2 separate regions of the Homo sapiens genome follow, and region 1 is linked to region 2. A link is a contact called in ENCODE Hi-C or POLR2A ChIA-PET data. All regions are on one chromosome and are shown on one strand. The core of a region is the stretch at or near the end of the contact, and the rest is flanking DNA. Distances in the headings are between cores, read along the strand shown.

Evidence for each region. Hi-C counts contacts between places; a loop is a spot of excess contacts on that map. ChIA-PET counts read pairs that join two places held with the same protein, here RNA polymerase II (POLR2A). Pooled maps may share reads with other maps.
Region 1: a loop to region 2 is called in a map of ascending aorta, with 5 times the contacts of the local background. The contact joins two enhancer-like sites. A Hi-C loop is called at or near these places in 6 of 168 maps with a recorded cell type or tissue (aorta, ascending aorta, dorsolateral prefrontal cortex and 2 more) and 9 of 50 pooled maps. POLR2A ChIA-PET finds 5 or more read pairs at or near these places in 5 of 52 experiments (A673, BJ, MCF 10A and 2 more).

The regions. Positions count from the first base shown.
Region 1 is chr4:38,209,882-38,212,581 of GRCh38, reverse strand. No RefSeq gene overlaps it. Among named protein-coding and RNA genes, the nearest start is that of LINC02513, 160 kb to the left of the region's middle. Within about 2 kb of position 1,386, at least 10 of the 41 ENCODE cell types and tissues checked have a DNase peak (open chromatin) inside an H3K27ac peak, as active enhancers do; they include ascending aorta, where a contact is called at or near this core.
Region 2 is chr4:38,317,509-38,320,521 of GRCh38, reverse strand. No RefSeq gene overlaps it. Among named protein-coding and RNA genes, the nearest start is that of LINC02513, 48 kb to the left of the region's middle. RefSeq lists enhancers at 1,592-2,092, 2,093-2,593. Within about 2 kb of position 1,526, at least 38 of the 41 ENCODE cell types and tissues checked have a DNase peak (open chromatin) inside an H3K27ac peak, as active enhancers do; they include ascending aorta, where a contact is called at or near this core.

The DNA.
Region 1 (2,700 bases), core at 137-2,636, 110 kb after region 2:
CCCAAGCTGGAGTGCAGTGATGTGATCACAGCTCACTACAACCTCCACCTCCCGGGTTCAAGTGATTCTCATGCCTCGACCTCCCGAGTAGCTGGAATTACAGCTGTTTACCACCATGGGTGGCTAATTTTTGTATTTTTAGTAGACACAGGGTTTCACCATGTTGGCTAGGCTGGTCTCGAACTCCTGACCTCAAGTGATTCGCCCGCCTCGGCCTCCCAAAGTGCTGGGATTACAAGCATGAGCCAACGCGCCCAGCCAGGTCTTTTCTGTGTAGATTCCTAGGGCCTCTTTAGCATCTAATGTTACATGACCCTAAGAGCATGCCTGGTTGTTCTGCTGCCCTGGAACATTCTGAGATGCTTCCACAATCCTCCCTTCAGTTCTCCTGAATGCTCTTGGAGCTTTGTTTTTGGGTGCCCTAGCCTCAGGCTTTGCTGCAGTTCTGGGAACTGATCACCTCATCTTGAGGGGATAAACTTTTTGGAGCTGGGATTTCCCTCACAGAGATAGGGTTCCCCTAATTCTCATTTCTTGGGCTTAGAGTAAGTAAAAGGGTGAATTGGATATTGAAAGTCCGGCTGGCAGATCAGTCTCACCTCTTGGAATGTCCTATTGGCCGGGTCTCTAGGCAAGTCTCCTCCCACCCAAAACACAGTTTTTGGGTCTAGAGTGTACCTCTTATTCCTTATCTGAAATGGGAGGATTTCTGGGGTGTAAGACTCTTTGCCATCCCATCCATCCACCTTCTTAGATGTCAGGGTTCCTGGCCTTTTTCTACTTCATTTCTCACAAGTCACTACTCCTGCCCAAAATACTGGCCTCTGGTTCTCAAAACCATCTGGCTCACCACTGGAAACCAGCCAGCCAACGTCTGGCACGTCTGAGCAGCCTCAATTCCTCAGATTCCTCTCCTACTTGGTTCCTGAGGCACTCAAAGGCCTTCCTCTGGCCAACATCTCTTGGCCATTTACCCCTGTTTATCTTACGGTCAGATTGGCAAGAATCTTAAGTCCCTCCCCTGCCCACTCGTGCAGTCTCATCAGGCTTAGGGGACCTAGGAAAGCCCCAGATCAGCTTATCAAGGACCGCCAGGAGTTAGATCCACTGCAGAAATGAACACTAAACAAGAGGACCAAATCCTGTACCCTGTCCACATATTCAGACTCCCTGACCAAGCTACCATCAGGCCAAAAGTAAAAGCTGTCACAGTATGTGCTAAATCAACAGAACATAAGAGGAAGCAAAGGAAATAGAAACATATTTTCTTTTTTTTTTTCTGAGACAAAGTTTCACTCTGTCACCCAGGCTGGAGTGCAGTGGCGCAATCTCGGCTCACTGCAACCTCTGCCACCCACGTTCAAGCTATTCTCCTGCCTCAGCCTCCCATGTAGCTGGGATTTCAGGCACGTGCCACCACACCCAGCTAATGTTTGTATTTTTAGTAGAGACGGGGGTTTCACCATGTTAGCCAGGCTGGTCTCAAATCCTGACCTCGTGATCGTCCCACCTAGGCCTCCCAAAATGCTGGGATTATAAGCATGAGCCACTGCACCCAGCCTAGGAACATATTTTTAAAGTGAGCCCTTGCACATTCTAACGGCCCCTCTCAGCATCCACTCTTATTTACTTAGTCAGCAAATGTGGCCCTGTGAGGGATTTGGCTGGCCAAACACAGCCTCTGCCTTCTCAACAGCTCTCCTCTGTCTAGCATAGTCCTTGCTTGAGTGGAACAGTTTTTCAAAACGTTCTGCACTTCTCCTGGTGAGCTGCGGACTGAGAGTGGCTGCTATGGGTTTCTGCCCAATGGTTTTTTGCTTAAACAACCTATGCTTTTACAAACACACCCTGACCGCTCTGAAGTCGTTTCTGTCCTGGATCTGTATCCCAAGCCACTGTATTGTTTTCATTTCCTGTGCTTCTTAACTTCCTTGTCATAATATTATCTTACATTCATGGCGCCACTAGTCCGCAGGCAGGGTGATATACCACCATTTGGCATCAGTAGAAGTTGTTTCATCCAACTTCAATCGTGGTCACTCTGAGGCGCCCTGCAGTGGCTATTTAGCAAGTCAGGAGTGACTTTCACAGGAATGCAAGGCATGACTTTAGGAATGGTGCATATTTTTCAGATGGGCTGTTCCCTGTTGAAATTGGTTTGTGAAGAATCCTGTGTGCCCAGCAAGGATTTAGAAAGAGAGATGTATACCATGCTGTAGTGTAGACAGTGTATATGGAGTCCTGAACCTCTCTTTCACCTGGCTTTCAAAAGTCAGGTAAGGCCGGCTGGACGCAGTGGCTCACATCTATAATTCCAATGCTTTGGGAGGCTGAAGTGGGAGGACGGCTTGGGGCCAGGTGTTCTGGACCACCCCTGGGCAACATGGGGAGACTTCGTCTCTACAAAAAATTTAAAAGTTAGCCATGCAAAGTGGTGTGCGTCTGTAGTCCCAGCTACGCAGGAGGCTGAGGTGGGAGGATCACTTGAGCCCAGGAGTTCGAGGCTGCAGTGTGCTGTGATCGTGCCACTGCACTCCAGCCTGAGCAACAGAGTGAGACCCTGTCTATTAAAAAAAAAAAAAAAAAAAAAGTCAGGTAAGCTATCAAAACCCCAAGAGTGCACTGCCACAGGGCTGAGCCCACCCAAGACTCCTCCTACCCCGCACAGATAAACTGCCCACTCAGCTGCTTCCACTCAGT
Region 2 (3,013 bases), core at 277-2,776:
TGAGTACCAGAAGCCAGGCCGCCACCTGCGCTGTTCCAGAAGCCAGGGATACAATGAAAAAACACAAACGTTTCTCCCCATTTTGCTGTATACATTCCAATTCTTTCGCTAGGGACTGTACAAAATCCTGTCTTCTCTGGCAGGTTTCAGGTGGAGGTCCTGGGATGCTTGGACCCAGGACGGCCCATAGTGCGGGCCTCTGCGTCCTCTCCCCCTCACATAGGGGCAGAGGCCAGGAGGCCTGGATCCTTCCCCAGCAACCGTGTGGAGGTTTTTACTTCCTCTGATCCAGGGGACACATGTAATCTTTTTCTACAACTCCCTGAGGCTGGTTTTTCCCACCCTACAAATCAGTAAGCATAAATTTTTGCAGAGAAGCCTGGAGCCATGGGTCCTAAGCATTCAGGCAGCCAAAAAAATTAAATTTTCAACCGGAGCCGGGTAAGGACACATGGTCTCAAACGTTTCCTGCCCAATTGGAGCCGCTTTCCTCCTCTTGCACACTTGCTCCCCCTACTGCCTGACGCTGGAAGTGCAGGCCTGGCTCCGAGGCAAGCTTGAACGCCCCAGCTCGGTCCTGGGATGGCCAGGGTGAAAGCCAGCAGAGCAGAGAGGTTGCCAAAAAAAAAAAAAAAAAGCAATAGTACATCTTTCATAATTCTCCCACTGCTCTGGGGAAGGCACTAAGCTAAGTCTTTTCTTTACATTTGAAGAATAAACTCTGTAATAAAGATTGAATAAAAGTCTTCCCTGAATAAAGTTTTGCCAAATAAGTTAAAGTTAGGTCTCCCTTAAGGGTTCAATAAATGAAAAGAACTTCAGTTTTAGATTCAGACCTCGTGAAATCCCCAAGCCCCTTTGGATTTCAGACCCTTGGAACGCAGATCCAGGTTTTGCGCCTTTATGTGATGCGTGAACTTGGACATCTTATTTAATCTTTTTGAGCCTGAGTTTCTTTAACTGTAATTTGGGCATAATCATATTGTTGGTCTCATAGTGTTGCTGTAGAACGTAAATGAAAGAATGTGAATGCATGAGAAAAGACTTTTACAACATAAAAATAAATGTGAGCTGTTTCCCTTCCAATCCAACGCACACACACCCCTTTTCCATCTATCTAAGTGGAAATGGCCGTCGAGGCAACCTAAACCCCTAAAAAAGGAAGTAGGGCAAGGAAAGCCCGGTCACAAACAGGAAGTAACAGAAATGCCACTGAGAAACATTCAGGCAGAAGAAAGAAAGAAAAACAGTCCTAGGCTGTGTTTTTGAAGATCAAGTTAGATTTAGTTAATGATTTGGGGCGTTGCCAGCCCGACTTGACCCCCTAAATAGGGGGTTTTCAGAGATGGTTAGGAAATTCTTGACCTCGATTTGACCTCACGAATGGGAATTCTCACTCTGCAGTTGGTAGGTTCCTGCCTTTTTAAATGTAGGTCTCTCCTCCTTTTCCCCTGCGGCCATAGGAGGGGCCGAGCGCTCAGCCGGCTGGGAGGAGCTGGGGCTCCGCCTGCCCTCCCTCGCCGTGGGGAGCCGCCCTGCAGCGCCTCTCGGGTTACTGCCTCCCTTCCTGGCTTCACAAACTCGCCACATGGTAGGTTGGCTACTTAAGGGAATGTAAGAAAAAGCACTCAAGTGACGGCATACAAAGAAGTTTTACAGCTCTGGAGATTATGTCAGATTTTCCTTCCTAATTTCTCCTTAGAGGAGACAAAATCCTAGATTTTTTTTTTTTTTTTGAAGGAAAGGGGAAAAAAAACGCAAAACGAAAGGGAAACATATTAACATATCAGGACACATTGTGCTGTTTATTCTCTTGTTTTTCTTTTCTCATTTTTGAAAGCTCTTTCAAGAATCTTACCGCCTTTCTTGTCTTTTCCTTAATTTTGTGTGTTTTTAAGGTGGGGAAGGGAGAGGATTAGAAGCCTGTGAATTTTGTCAGGACAAGGCCTTCCTAAGCTTTTCATTTGTTTGCAGAACCAGAGTTCCTTCTCTGGTCCAGATGAAGAGACTAGTTCCTACCTCCTTCGCCTATACCTCTTATTAAAGGACCCCTCCAACCCTTGTCAAAATGCTTGGTGAAAGTGAGAGTTGGAAAATCAAGAGATCCACATCCATCCTTTGAGTGACCCTAGTCTGCAGACAGTGTCAGAGAGACAAATACAAATATTCTTAAGATGGTATCATGTCCCATCTTAGGCTTGGTTGTTTTTCAATGGCCTCCAACTGTACACTTGTTACAGGAAAGGGGTCCCCATCTAGACCCCAAGAGAACGTTCTTGGATCTCACACAAGAAAGAATTCAGAGTGAGACTGTAGACTAAAATGAAAGCAAGTTTATTAAGAAAGTAAAGGAATACACTTTGGGAGGCCGAGGTGGGCGGATCATCTGAGGTCAATAGTTCGAGACCAGCCTGGCCAACATGGTGAAACCCATCTCTACTAAAAAAAAAAAAAAAGAAAAAGAAAAATACAAAATATTCGGGTGTGGTGGTGCACGCCTGTAATCCCAGCTACTAGGTGGCTGAGGCAGGAGAATTGCTTGAGCCCAGGAGGTGGAGGCTGCAGTGAGCTGAGATCATGCCACTGCACTCCAGCCTGGGTAACAGAGCCAGACTCTGTCTCAAAAAAAAAAAGACAAGACAGGAAAGGAATAAAAGAATAGCTACTCCGTAGACAGAGCAGCCCCAAGGGCTGCTGGTTGCCCATTTTTATGGTTATTTCTTGATGATATGCTAAACAAGGGATGGATTATTTATGCCTCCCCTTTCTAGAGCACATAGGGTAACTTCCTGATGTTGCCATGGCATTTGTAAACTGTCATGGTGCTGGTGGGACTGTAGCAGTGAGGATCCTACACTCATTGCCATCTTGATTTTGGTGGGTTTTAGCTGGCTTCTTTATTTACTGCAACCTGTTTTATCAGCAAGGTCCTTATGACCTGTGTCTTGTGCTGACACCCTATCTTATCCATTGACTTAGAATGTCTTAACTGCCTGGGAACACAGCCCAGTAG